Linked DNA regions of Mus musculus: region 2 is linked to region 1. The links are chromatin contacts, found by Hi-C or POLR2A ChIA-PET in ENCODE. All regions are on one chromosome and are shown on one strand. Each heading gives the region's core, a stretch centred on a gene start or an enhancer-like site at or near the end of the contact. The rest is flanking DNA. Distances are from core to core; before and after follow the strand shown.

Evidence for each region. A loop is a pair of places that touch in the nucleus more often than their neighbours do. ChIA-PET counts read pairs that join two places held with the same protein, here RNA polymerase II (POLR2A).
Region 2: a loop to region 1 is called in a map of regulatory T cell, with 1.8 times the contacts of the local background. The contact joins two enhancer-like sites. A Hi-C loop is called at or near these places in 1 of 37 maps with a recorded cell type or tissue (regulatory T cell). POLR2A ChIA-PET finds 5 or more read pairs at or near these places in 1 of 5 experiments (embryonic stem cell).

What each region holds. Positions count from the first base shown.
Region 1 is chr11:104,317,024-104,323,717 of GRCm38, forward strand. Mapt (microtubule-associated protein tau) reads left to right here. Exons shown (of 12, transcript NM_001038609.2): 9 at 1,134-1,226; 10 at 4,328-4,409; 11 at 5,405-5,517. Among named protein-coding and RNA genes, the nearest start is that of Mapt, 89 kb to the left of the region's middle. Within about 2 kb of position 2,127, at least 3 of the 3 ENCODE cell types and tissues checked have a DNase peak (open chromatin) inside an H3K27ac peak, as active enhancers do.
Region 2 is chr11:104,396,788-104,403,098 of GRCm38, forward strand. The region is part of intron 2 of Kansl1 (KAT8 regulatory NSL complex subunit 1); the gene reads right to left. Among named protein-coding and RNA genes, the nearest start is that of Kansl1, 42 kb to the right of the region's middle. Within about 2 kb of position 2,835, at least 1 of the 3 ENCODE cell types and tissues checked has a DNase peak (open chromatin) inside an H3K27ac peak, as active enhancers do.

The DNA of each region.
Region 1 (6,694 bases), core at 877-3,376:
CTCCATTCGCTCCAGGATGTTTCCAGTGTCCGGTCAGAGCCAAAGCCCAGCGCCGTGGACCGGGCCAGCTGCTTTTGCTGGGAACGGCATTGCAGGCTCCAGTTTCACAACGCCAGCCACCACCCTCTCCCCCTCTGAACCTCAGTGTTCCCGAGCGCTTTGGCTTAACATGACCACTAGCAGTAATTCAAGTCTGCTTTGTAAATATCTATCTAGTGCCAAACACCACAAAAGCTTGTTTCCTTTCCTGTGGGGTTAGAATAAGAAACACACACACACAGGGCGGGGTCTCTATGTATGTTTCAGACCGTGTGCGATTGCTTAATGTCCTCTGATTAATTTGTGTCTAGCAGTCATCTTCCTCCAAAAACCATTTTCTTTGTCAAATCATGAGTTATGTAATCAGTCACATTTCCTTTTTCCTCATTGGCTTCCGGGAAGCTCGGTGCTGAATATAATAGTGCCCTCTTCCTCTTATTTTATTGTTATTATTGTTGTTGTTATTATTGTTGTTATTATTTTGGGTTTTCAAGACAGGATTTCTGTAAATTCAAGGCTAGCCTGGTCTACTACTGAATTTCAGCATAGCTAGGGCTACATAGAGAGACCCCGCCTCAAAATAGCATTAAAAAAAAAAGTTAAAATTAACAGAGGATAGTCTAAAGTAACTAAGTATTGTATGTGCACGCCACTGTGTTCAGAAGGCAGAAGTGGGGTTTTATGACAAGTTCTTTACCCTCCCTGAGCCATCCCACCAGCTCAGCTCAAGACAATCTGGTTTGAAGCCTTTAGCCTTGCCACTCCCCAGCCTTGGACGCTCTTTGTGATAAGGTGCCTTGCACTGGTGTGTCTGTTTGGATTGTTGTTGATCTTTCTTCTCATCACTTGACCCAGGGGACTCCTTGTTTACAGTTGTCACTCCACCCAACCTAGTGACCTCCCAGCTCTGTCCTCCTGTTCCCAGCCATGTTCTCTTCCAGATTCCTTTTGTGACTTCCAGGGTGCCATCCCAGGCAGCTTCTGAGCCCCCTGAGGAGTCAGGGCTCAGACCTGGCTCTCCCCCCACAGCCCAACAGGTCAGGGGGCGATGCTCCGGTGTGGTTGTCTCTCACTCTTTTTTTTGGCTATCAAAGGTGCAGATAATTAATAAGAAGCTGGATCTTAGCAACGTCCAGTCCAAGTGTGGCTCGAAGGATAATATCAAACACGTCCCGGGTGGAGGCAGTGTGAGTACTGTCGCAGTCTCCATGAGGTGTGCTGCAGCCTTTGCTGTAACAAGTGTCATGAGTGTGTCCTTGTGAGACATTGCATAGAATAAATCATCTAGGGCTCAGGACCTCCTGTGTCCCCACAGTGTCTGCTGTCCCCAGACTCCCCTCCCTGTTCCATGGATGGCCCAGCAAAGTAGGGAGAGCAACCCGTTCCAGCTGGCCCTTCTCTGAGTAGCTGGGTCCCCATGGTACCATGTATGTGTTCCTAGAAGCCCCGTAGATATTGGAAATGGGGTTGAAGACAGTGCATCCATGATGTGGGCTGACACCTCTTCCCTCATCTCTGGGGCAGTCTCTGTTGGTTGGGGAGTGGGGAGTCCATATGATCCCACTAGACACTAGGACTTCCTGTTTCATGTCAAGGTCCAAAAGGCCCCTAGCCACTTCTCCATTTTTCATCTGGGTCTCCTTCATCTTTGAAGAGAGGAAAAGATTCCCAGTTCAATTTAGCACTCCCCTCCCCCCAGGACAGGGACTCTGGTTGCACAGAGCCTAACACCGAGGTGACAGGTGTCAGTTGCCTGCATTGTTTGCCAGAGAAGGGGTTTTAAATGTCTCCTCCTTTAAACACCACTGGGGACCCCCCCCCCCCCCCCCCCGCACATCCTCAGCGAGTCCCTGCAAAGAGATGTTCTTAGGTTCCCTCAATGGGCTTAGGGATTCCCTTTGTTCTCTTGGCTGGCCGGTGCCCAACAGGGCAGGATTTGTAAAGTGGCCCCAGGCTTCTCCCTGCCAGCTCCCCCTCCCCTGTTCTGGGTCAGTCCCAGAACGGACCTGGGCTCTCTGATTGAGCTGCAGGCTCCACCTCTCGAGCGTGCGTGCTGGAATGCAGGGGTGGGCTCTCTTTCCTGAAAGTGCCGAGCCCACAGGGTTTATTCTTGCAATGTGCTCCTGCCTCCGGCCCCGACACCTGCCCTGCCTTCTGCCTCTTGGACCGATGGCCCCAGAGCAGCAAGTGCTGGCCCTGTGGCTACTGCCTTCTCACGCTTACTCACCGTGTCTGCCTTTTCCTCTGTCCTCCACTCCCCGCTGGCCGATCCTGCCACCTCCCTTACTTGTTTTGCTTCCTAAGGAAAGGCGGGGCTGTTGGCTACACTGCGGTTACTGCCCTGCCTGCCGGTTGCCTTCTCAACGTATAGAAAGATATGGGTTGCGGGAAAGGGTGATCTTTAAGATCGCCGTCCTTGTCCCTGGGCTCTGTAATGTTGTTTATGATACGTTAGCTTCCCAGCCCAGGCTGCTGTGGTTAGGGAGGGAAGCCAGAAGTGTCTGGTTTTGCTCACGTCTGGTCTGTTGCTGGGTCTGAGCGCTCCAGCTCCCAAGGGCTGCAGAGGGCAGATGCTCCTGTAGGGGAAGTTGGGAAAAGGCAGCTCTCAGGGCAGCTCGGATCACATGCTGGTTGTCTGATGAGGCTGCAGTGCCTAGGGTATCAGGGAACTTTATAACTAAGGTGTACTGCAGTTTGCCAGCCTTTGAGCTAACCTGTGACCTTATATAGAATCACAAGATAGCCTGGCCTGTGGCCTGTGGCCACTGTTGACTACAGAATGGACCTGTGGAGAAAGCTTTCTTAGGGAGGGGGACTGGTGGCATTTGGGTTGTAGGATTCCAGGCTTCCCATCTAACTTGCTCCTGGCTCTCTCTAGGGTGGTGGGAACTGCAGCAGGGAAGCTGCTTCTCCATCTCCACCTCCTGGCTGGGCTGTGGCCTCCTCTCTCGGGCTGCTCTGTGGGATCTAGTACCCTAGTCAGCTGCTCCCCCATTCCTTTCTTCTCTGGCTATCCCAAGCTTCCAACATCTCCTGTCCCCCAACATACCCCCTGGTACTGACTCTCTAATGACTCTACCTGGGCTCTCCCATCATCACCTGCCCCAGAACTCCTACTGGCCTCTGGGTCTGTTTGCAGGAGGTCCTTGGGTTTATCTGCTCCTTACCCACCCTCCTCTGCAGGGGCAGGCTGACACCCTTATGACTTATGAGGCCATGGCCCTCCTCTTCCATCAGGTCTGTTAGCAGAACACACACACACACACACACACACCCCATAACACAAAACACCATCAGCCGTGAAAACGAGGGATTTATCCATTGAGACCTCCGTAGAAACCACTTTGCTTTATTGATTCTTGAACATGTGGCACCCCTCTCCCAGGACAGATGAGCCTCCTCACCCCTGGAATGACCATGGTCTGTATGGGAGACCCATGGGACTCTGCAAGTGGCAGCTAGTGACCAGCTAAGCTGTAAAACCACAGATCAGAGAGACAGGCTTCCAGGAGCCCCATCTGCCTGGGTGGTCTCCTTCAGAGTGTCCTGTCAGGAAAGCAACTGTCATTTTCCAGAGCACACATTACTGCTGGGCCACATGAAGGGCCCTTGGGCTGGCGGGTCCCCCCCACCCCCCTTCCCCAGTGTGTCCTGTCTGCTCACTCATGCTTGCTGAGACACTTACTGCAGCTGTGGTTTCTGCCGTGCGCCTGCCTTCTGTTGGTGTTGCTTCGCTCTTCTCAGTAGAGGCTGAAGTGTTCAGGAGACTATGTGTCCAGACACCAACTGGCTCTCCTTCTGGGTCATAGAGCTGGTCTGGGTCCTGTTTGCCGACTGGTAATCCAGGACCATGGGAGCTTCCTGGGTGAAGCAGACTCACCCTCACCAGCTTCTCCTGAGTCTTTTTCTGAGGAGAAGATGCAGGGCTGTGAAGGCTTCTTCCTCCACTGGGTGTCATTGGCCTTTCATCAATAAAACGATGTATGCTTTTATATTTAAGTGTCTGCTACAGAGATGGTCACGTACAAGGACCAGGCACCTGCTTTTCCATGAGAGTGTCTTGTGTTTCTGGGATGTTTAGGTCCCTAAGCTTCCTGGTGAGGACCCAGCTCCCTGGGGGGTGGGGGGTGGCTGGATTTGGGGAGCCTATTTTCCATCCTGAGTGGGGGTGTATGCAGCAGCTGATGGGAGCCACTGACAAATGGTCCATCAGCCTTTGTGCTGTGTTACACCCCTAGTAACATAACCCCCTTTATTCTCTCTCTCGCCCATCCTCTTTGACCTGCAGGTGCAAATAGTCTACAAGCCGGTGGACCTGAGCAAAGTGACCTCCAAGTGTGGCTCGTTAGGGAACATCCATCACAAGCCAGGTAGCACTTGAGGAAGACAGGCTTTGGGACAGGAGTGCTGGCTGGAGTGGGGGGTGCTTCCTAGAATAGGCCAACCTGGGCAGTGAATGTTAAATGTGAAAGTACTGTGTGGCCTTGGACCTGGGTCTGTCTCTGTTGTGAGCCTAGACAAGGGGTGGAGGAAATGGTTTTATATCCCATCCTGTGGCTCTCCAGAAAAGTCTGTATAAAAGGACCAGCCATGGGTTTGATTGGGTCCCTCCCACCCCCAAAGGCCGGCTCTGTGAACATCTCAGCTTTGTCACAGCCAACATGGGGGACACTTCAATTGCATCAGCTATAACATGAGAACTTTTGGGCTGTTGTCTCATCTTCGCTGTAACATTGTTCAAAGAAAGCATTCTTCCCAGGAAAACAGGCCAGGTCACTCCCTCTCCTGCTATACCCTAGTGTGGTGACCTGAGCCACAGGGGAGGTTAGGGTGTCTCTCCTCATGGTGCATTTGACAGGCGGTTTGATTCCAAGGTCTTGAGGGGCTGTGGCTTACAGAATGTTCCTAAGTAAATCTCCACAGCTGGAAGGCATCCGGCTTAAAATTTAGTGTGCCTTCTCTTGGCCATGCTTCCTGTACCACTGAACGATCTCAGGAGGAAGATTCTGCAGGGTAAATATCCCATGTACACGGTCTCGATCAGAGAAGAGGCAGGTAGTTTGCAAGCCCTAAAAAGGGCTTCCTGTGGCTAAACCTCTTTCTAGATAAAGGAGAGCCCTGGCATCTCCTGAGGATGGGTTGTTCTTTGGATCCCTGGCCCAGCCTGTGTGGAGCCAGTGGGGATGTCTTATACCTGATGGTCCCCTCCTGAATGGTGGGTGATACCTGACCTACTTTTTTTTTTTTTAATCAAGTCTCCAGCAGCCCGGAGCACTTCGCTCTGCCTGCTGTGAGCTCACTTAACATATGCTAAGTCCTCCAGACCACAGACTAGGGCAAGAGGCTCATGTGGGTTGTGTTCCAGGAGGTGGCCAGGTGGAAGTAAAATCAGAGAAGCTGGACTTCAAGGACAGAGTCCAGTCGAAGATTGGCTCCTTGGATAATATCACCCACGTCCCTGGAGGAGGGAATAAGAAGGTAAGGGGGTCAAATGGGAGGTCATACGGGGATAAGAGGGCTAGCAGAGTGGATGAAGACTTCAACCTCTGGGTCCTGTCCCCTTTTGGAGGTAGCATATCATCATATCCTGCATATCAGATATTTGCATCATGATTCATAACAGTAGCAAGATTACAGTTATGAAGTAGCAAGGACATAATTTTATGGTGTGTGTGTGGGGGGCATCACCACGGCATGAGGAACTATATTAAAGGGCTGCAGCATTAGGAGGGTTATCCTAGAGGGTCCTCTATGGACTCTCTGGAGATAGAGTTTCACCCTCACCTTGGTGTACCAAGAACAAGGCAGAAGATCAAAGGCAGATCTTTCCCACTAGTTACCAGAGGGCTAGAGCAAAGTCTGAGCTGACTGAGGCCGTGGTCAGCTGTCAGGGAGGTTGTCTGGCATCCCCAGAAGGTCATGCCTCAGGTTGCCATCTCATGCTTTCTACTACTTCCTCTTGGACTCCTGGTTATGGCATTGTTCCCTCGTCATCGTGTGTGGTGTGTGTGTGTGTGTGTGTGTGTGTGTGTGTGTGTGTTACATGCACATGAGTATACCGGTGAGCACACCCATGCACCTGTGTACAGAGGCCAGAGCAGAACATCAGGTGTCTTCCCCTTTCCCTCTGGAGACAGTGTCCTGAACCAGAAGCTTGCTGTTTTTGCTAAGCTCAGTGAGCTCCTGGGATGGACCTGGTTGCATCCCTCAATGCTGAGGTTAAAGTCTACAGGCTCAGTGAGATGGCTCCGTGGGTAAGAGCACCCGACTGCTCTTCCGAAGGTCCAGAGTTCAAATCCCAGCAACCACATGGTGGCTCACAACCATCTGTAACGAGATCTGACACCCTCTTCTGGTGTGTCTGAAGATAGCTACAGTGTACTTACATGTAATAAATAAATAAATCTTAAAAAAAAAAAAAAGGCTACAGGCATGCACAGCCAAGCTCTGCTTTTTTCTTTGGGTGCCAAGGAATTGAACTCAGGCTTTTGTGTTTGCAGAGCAAGCACTCCTACCTATCTCCCCAGTCCGATGACATCATTTAAGAAGGACTTTTTGGTAAACCCAGAGGCAGGTGGATTTCTGAGAGAGAGAAAGAGAGAAAGAGAGAGAGAGAGTCACAAATAAAAGTAAAAAAATAAACCTTAAAAAGTAC
Region 2 (6,311 bases), core at 1,585-4,084, 80 kb after region 1:
TCAGTGCATGCAGAAAGTCAGCTTTAGATTTAACAGTCTACATGCTAAAATATAGTCAGTATGAGTTGGATTCTAAATAATAACAAGGAGTACTATCAATACACTACTGGAACAATTAAAAAGGTGGTTAAAATCTTAAAATACTTTAGTAAAATTTCTCAAATTCCTAAGTTTGGGTCTTTGATCTTTATGAAAAAGTTGAGTACACTAACCTTGAGTATTTAGCTGCTTTGATGAATAGGAAAAAAATGTCAAAATGTATCTGGTTATATATTCTAACAAAATTAATTATGATGAGAACAAAAGAGAACAAACAGGAACACTACAGGAATGTCGGTGACTTTGTCTTAATTTTTAATTTACTATTGTGTGGGGGTAATATGTGCGAAAGTGTGGGTGCACACGTGAAGGTCAGATGACAAAATCACAACTGTCTGGTTCGCTATGGGTTCCAGGGATTGAACTTAGGTCACCAATATTGTACATCGAACATCTTTACCTGAGTTAATTTGTAACTAGTGTAGTCAGTCTACTTAGTAGACCTATACAGAGATTAGACAACATTATAGCATTATGGAAAGAGACATATATATGACTTATTTATTATGTATACAGTATTCTGCCTTCATGTATACCTACACTCCAGAAGAGGGGAACAGATTCCATTATAGATAGTTGTGAGTCATCAAGTGGTTGCTGGAAATTCAACTCAGGACCTCTGCAAGGGCAACCAGTGCTCCTAAGCACTGAGCCATCTCTCTACCCCAAACAAATATATTTAACAAAATATCTGTTCCTGAAAGTGAGTTCAAAAGGTCATGTTCACCCCTCACCATTACTCTAAAGACAGGTATCCAATCACAGCTCAGGGGTTTTCTGAATAGAAACCTAACTACATTATCTAAAGAATCTTCCTTTGCCAAAAAATGGAAATAGGTTCCATAGTTCAAAGTGAGAGAAGAAGAAAGCAGAAAAACAGAAAATTGCCTGGAAAATATGTGCTCATTACCTTCAAAATGGCAACAAAGTCTTTAAAAGTCAAAGGTAAATATAGCATTCTCTGTAAATCTCAACTACTCTATTAATACACTTCCCAAGCCAGTTGCTTGTGAAGAACATAAGAGATCACAATACCACACATGTTAGACACAGTAACTACTTCAGGGATAGCTAAAATCCCCTTTTCTGCATCCTTACATGGCCCACAAAGTTCCTACCTGCTCTGGTTCCTGCCTGTATCAGGATCTTTAGGAAACACACTAAACTTTTTGTTTCTATGGTCTGGCCACACTGACAGTCCAAAGTAAAGGCAGGCCTTCTCATGGGGTCCTTATCTTAGGCTTTGCTATGCTCACAGTAACTAAGAGTTTTAATCACTAATGTTTATTTATTGAAAATCGTGGTTTTTTAATGAGTGCTGCAAGGCAAAACAAAATGGTTAATGAGAGAATGAGGTGTGTCTTTTAAAGCTAGATATCAACACCATATTTCCCCCTTTCAAATTGAAAGGTGGCAGAAACCTGAATAAGGGTAGTAAAGAATTGAATCAAGATGACAGATAATTTGGAGCAAAGCTTTTTAAGCACAGGGAACCCCAAACCAACAGGGAGGGATACACTCAGCTCATTGAGAAGATCAGTTTGACAGAAGCCCAATGACACAAATGACAAAAGGTCAGACTGTACAGCCAAAAGCAGAGCATGGATCCTGTGCGTACAGTACATTTTAAGAGTCTTGAGTTTTAGATTATGACAGGAAAATCTGAACATTTTGAAATCATGTGACTGTTATACTGTAGGTGATGAAGAACATCAGGGAGATGTAGTTCTGGGGTTGTCTAGGCAAACGACTAAAATATGGTGCGATAAGCTAAACTACAGAGTGCCATTTGAACTGAGAATGTAATTGTAAGGATGAGTCAACAGCTTTCATCAGTAAACTAGAACACAAGATATGGAGAAGGCCACACACAGATGACCCTAACACCTGTCTCACTAACAGGAAATGTATGCAATATGTTCTAGTTCAATGAATGAACAGTTCCCCACAGAAGTAAAATGATGCAATTATTTTGGTGAGAAAATATTAAGGTATTGAGTGTAGAAATTAAGGACTTGGGGGTGAGGGGGAACAGGATGTTAAACATCCACAAGCTTAAGAGGAGGTAAATATGTTCAAGTAGCTGAGCCTACTGGGTATACTTTTCATTCTAACAACCACATGTTTTATTGAACTAAAAAAAAAATTCAATTTGAAACACCTTATGCTTGAAAATGGAATACACGCATGGTCATTCATGGAGCTGGAGAGAGGGCTTCATGGTTGAGAGCAATGGCTGCTTCAGAATGACTTGGACTGGATTGCCAGCACCTATATGGCAGCTAAGCGTTAACTCCAGTTCTAGGAGATCCACCACACTCTTCTGAATTTTGAGAGCATTGCAGACATACATGGTACACAGACATATAAGTACAGGCAAAAGACATACACATAAAGATAATAAAGAATTTTCAAAAACTGCTCATTTATAAAAATAAATCAGAATTTATCCAACAGTGCTTGGCTACAAGATTACAATATTCTCTACATATGGAGAGACCTAGATTAGATTACCAAGTAAACTAGAGATTCTTGGCTCTCAGTGCACACGTGGAGGTCAGAGGACAAGCTTGGATGTTCCTCAGGCTTCTTTCCAGCTTTTCGTGGTCCTTAACTTCACCCAGAAAGCTAGGTTAGCTGGCTAGTGAGCTTTCCACCTCCCACCCCCCTGCTGCTGAGGTTACAAATGCTTTTTGCATAGTTTCTGGGAATCCAGACTCAGGTCACAATGCTTGTAAAGCAAGGACTTTATTAAGCTATCTCCACAGCATTAAGTTTGAAAAACAAGAATGCGGAGGGGGGAGGAGGGCTCCCTGGAGAGATAGCTCAGTGATTAAGAGCATTGGCTCAATTCCAGTTTCAGATGATCCAAAACCCTCTTCTGGCCTTGAGCACTGGGCATACATACCATGGACATTTATGCACCCATATATAAAATGAAATTTAAAAAAGAATACCAGAGACCAACCTTAGGCCAGTTAATAGATCAGAATCTAACTGAAAGTAATACCAAAAAAAGATTTTTTTTCTTAAATGCTTTCTAGTACCAACTCCTGTCAATAAATTAGAAGATTTGGGTAAAAGTCTTATCACAGTAATGTGAGTAGGCATTCTGGAGGACAAATAAAAGGCCTTGGCTTAAAGCCAGATATGATGGCAAATGTAGCTTACGATTGTTAAAATCCTTGAACAGCTATAGCAAAAAGTAATTTTGGACATGGTAACAGCACTGTGGAGATACAAATAGGAGCATCATGAGTTTGAGGCCAGTTTGGGCTACAGAGAAAGAGATGTATGAAACGAAACAATTTTAATAATGACTTTACTACACACATCCTTTCCCTGGCCTTGCATTTTTTAAATGTTATTCTAGAAGGCAGTAATCTTAAGAGTTAATGCCAGCTATTAGCTATTAATTACAGCTAAATCTATCTTCAGCCAAGTAAATCTTTACATAGAAAATATAAAATAATATCCAAGTTTTTGTCCTTTCCCCCTTCATCACATCAATGAGCTTTTATATTGAGATTTATACCATGTATAGCAGTTTATGACTAATCACCAAGGTTTAGCTACAACATAAACATTTAAGAAATATTACAACAGGTACTAGGTTGACCACTTTTCTTTCTTCCTTACAACAGCACCACTATGCTCCAGTGAATAATGAAAATCTGAGGTTCAGAGAGGATTTGTCAGTTTGTTAAATCATCAGTTTGTTAAGCCAAAATTCAAGCTGAACAAGTATATAAGCCCCAAACCCTTCACAAAATGGACTGCTGTGAGCTAACAGTACTGAAAGTGCCAAGACATCTCATTCTAGGATTCTTTTCTAATTCAAACTTACTACTTTAGCAACATTAATTTTATCACTAAACAATCATAACTTATTACTGTAAGAAACACTAAGAACAAAGATAGAAAGCATGACATTATAATTTTTTTAAAAAGGACAGGAAACAGCATAGAATTTTAGAAAAAATGGAAATGAGAGGAACTTGGGGAAGGGGTGTCGCTACGTAGATCAGGCTGTTATTGAAGTTAATAAAGCTCTCCTATCATTGAGCAATGTCCCACACCTTTCCCTCCACATCCATCTGAATCCTGGATACAAAACCAAAAACAATTGGTGGCACAAGCCTGTGATTCCATTATTCTACAAGTTAAGGTGGATGCTTCAAGTTTTACATCAGCCTAGGCTAAGTAGGTGCCCCGTTGAATGGTGTGTGTAGAAAGACAGGGAGGGAAAAGGGGGCTTGAAAAAGAAAAAGAGAAGTAGGAGGAGGAGTGTGGGGAGGGCGCAGGAGCCGGCTAAGGAGCTTTATCTTTTGTAGATAGATTCTAAAACACGTAATGAAATGCTAAGTTCTTTGGAATTGGCATTTGGATTTAGGCTGTTGCTTGCAATAACTAGGTCAAGCATACACGGGGGTTCTTAACATACATCTATTTATATCTTTGTATTTTCTACCACAACACATCAAAGGGAATGGTAAGAGGCTGGGGAGTTTAAAACAAACAAACAAAACACCCAGGAATCCACAGGTTTGACTTAAGACATTCTGAAGGAGTCACAGAAATACAGTAACTGGGAAAAACTCTCTCTTACACACACACACACACACACACAAACACACACCTCTCACAATTATAGTACCCATTTTTCAGTTCTGCTGTTTTTCCAGACATGATTTCTCTATGTAGTCTGGGTTGGCATCAAATCATGATTCTTCTCCCCATCCCTAATGACTAAGATTTCAAATTCAACTGTCCTTAAATTAGTTTAACAGTTACCCTCCACCACATTCTATGAGATGTATTAATCAGGGTTAAAAATTTAGAAGCCAGGCACACTGCAATCCTAACAACTTGGGAGGTGGAGGCAGAAAGATCATGGGCTCAGGGCCATTCTGGAGTACAGCTCAGGTTGCATAAGATAGTACCTAAATTAAAACAAGCAAGCAAATAACGGAAAGGAAAGGGAAGGGGAAGGAAAGTGTAGGTATTGTATTTTCTTTCTGGGTTATATAACCAGATATGCTACATAGGATACTGTTATATTTAAGAAAATAATCCATGGTAATCTTCATACAAATGATTTGAATTTTAAAATACTATTTTCTTTCCTTTTTTAAAAATTTTATTTATATGAACACACTGTAGCTATCACACACCAGAAGAGGGCAGTGGATCCCACTACTGATGGTTGTGAGCCACCAGATGGGTGCTGGGAACTGAACTTGGGGCCTCTGGAAGAGCAGTCTGTGCTCTTAACTGTTCTTAATGGCTCTTAGCCATTTCTCTGGCCCTCTAATTTTTTAGTTATCTAGGAACAAATTATTTAAAAAGGAATGCTATAAGCTATGATGAACTTTTGGAGAGCAGAGAGAACTGAGTTCAACTGCCAAAACCCACACTTAAAAATAAATAGAAAATCAAGCAGTCTTCCAATTCTAGAGTCACTAGAAGGCCTGGAGGATGGAAACCCCCCCCCTTTTTTTTTAAAGTGTCTGTTTTTTTTGTGTATAAGTGAGCACCTATATATGTGTGCCTAGTGACTGTCAAAGACAGAAAAGAGCATCAGATCCCCTCGAACTGGAGTTATAGACAGTTGTGAGCCATCTTATGATTCGGATGCTAAGGATTAAACCCCAGACTTCTGCAAAACAGCAAGTACTTTTAACCACTGAACCATCTCTCCAGCCGTTGAAGCCCAATGTCTTACTCATACTAGCAAGTGATCATATAAGCCTCTCTCTCCTTTTCTGATGTTGAGAAATAATCTGACATTATCAACACTCACATAAGTTATTTCCTGGACTGGCTGGATGGTTCAACAAGTAAAAGCACTTGTGAAAATTAGAATAAAGCACTTGTGAAAATAGAATGCACATGAAGGTACAAAAAGAGAACTCACTCCACAAGCTCTTATGACCTCCACATATGTGCACCCAACTCAAGAAATAGAAAGTTTAAAAAAAAAAAAAAAAAAAAATCAAGCCAGGCAGTGGTCGAGAATGCCTTTAATCCCAGCACTTGGGAGGCAGCAGCAGGTGAATTTCTGAGGTGGAGGCCAGCTTGGTCTTCAGAGTGAGTTCCAGGACAGCCAGGGCTACAGAGAGAAACCCTGTCTCGAAAAACAGAACAAAACAAAAATCATTTCCTCAATGGTAACAGATATGACAAACATTAAGTAGATTCCCACATTTTGT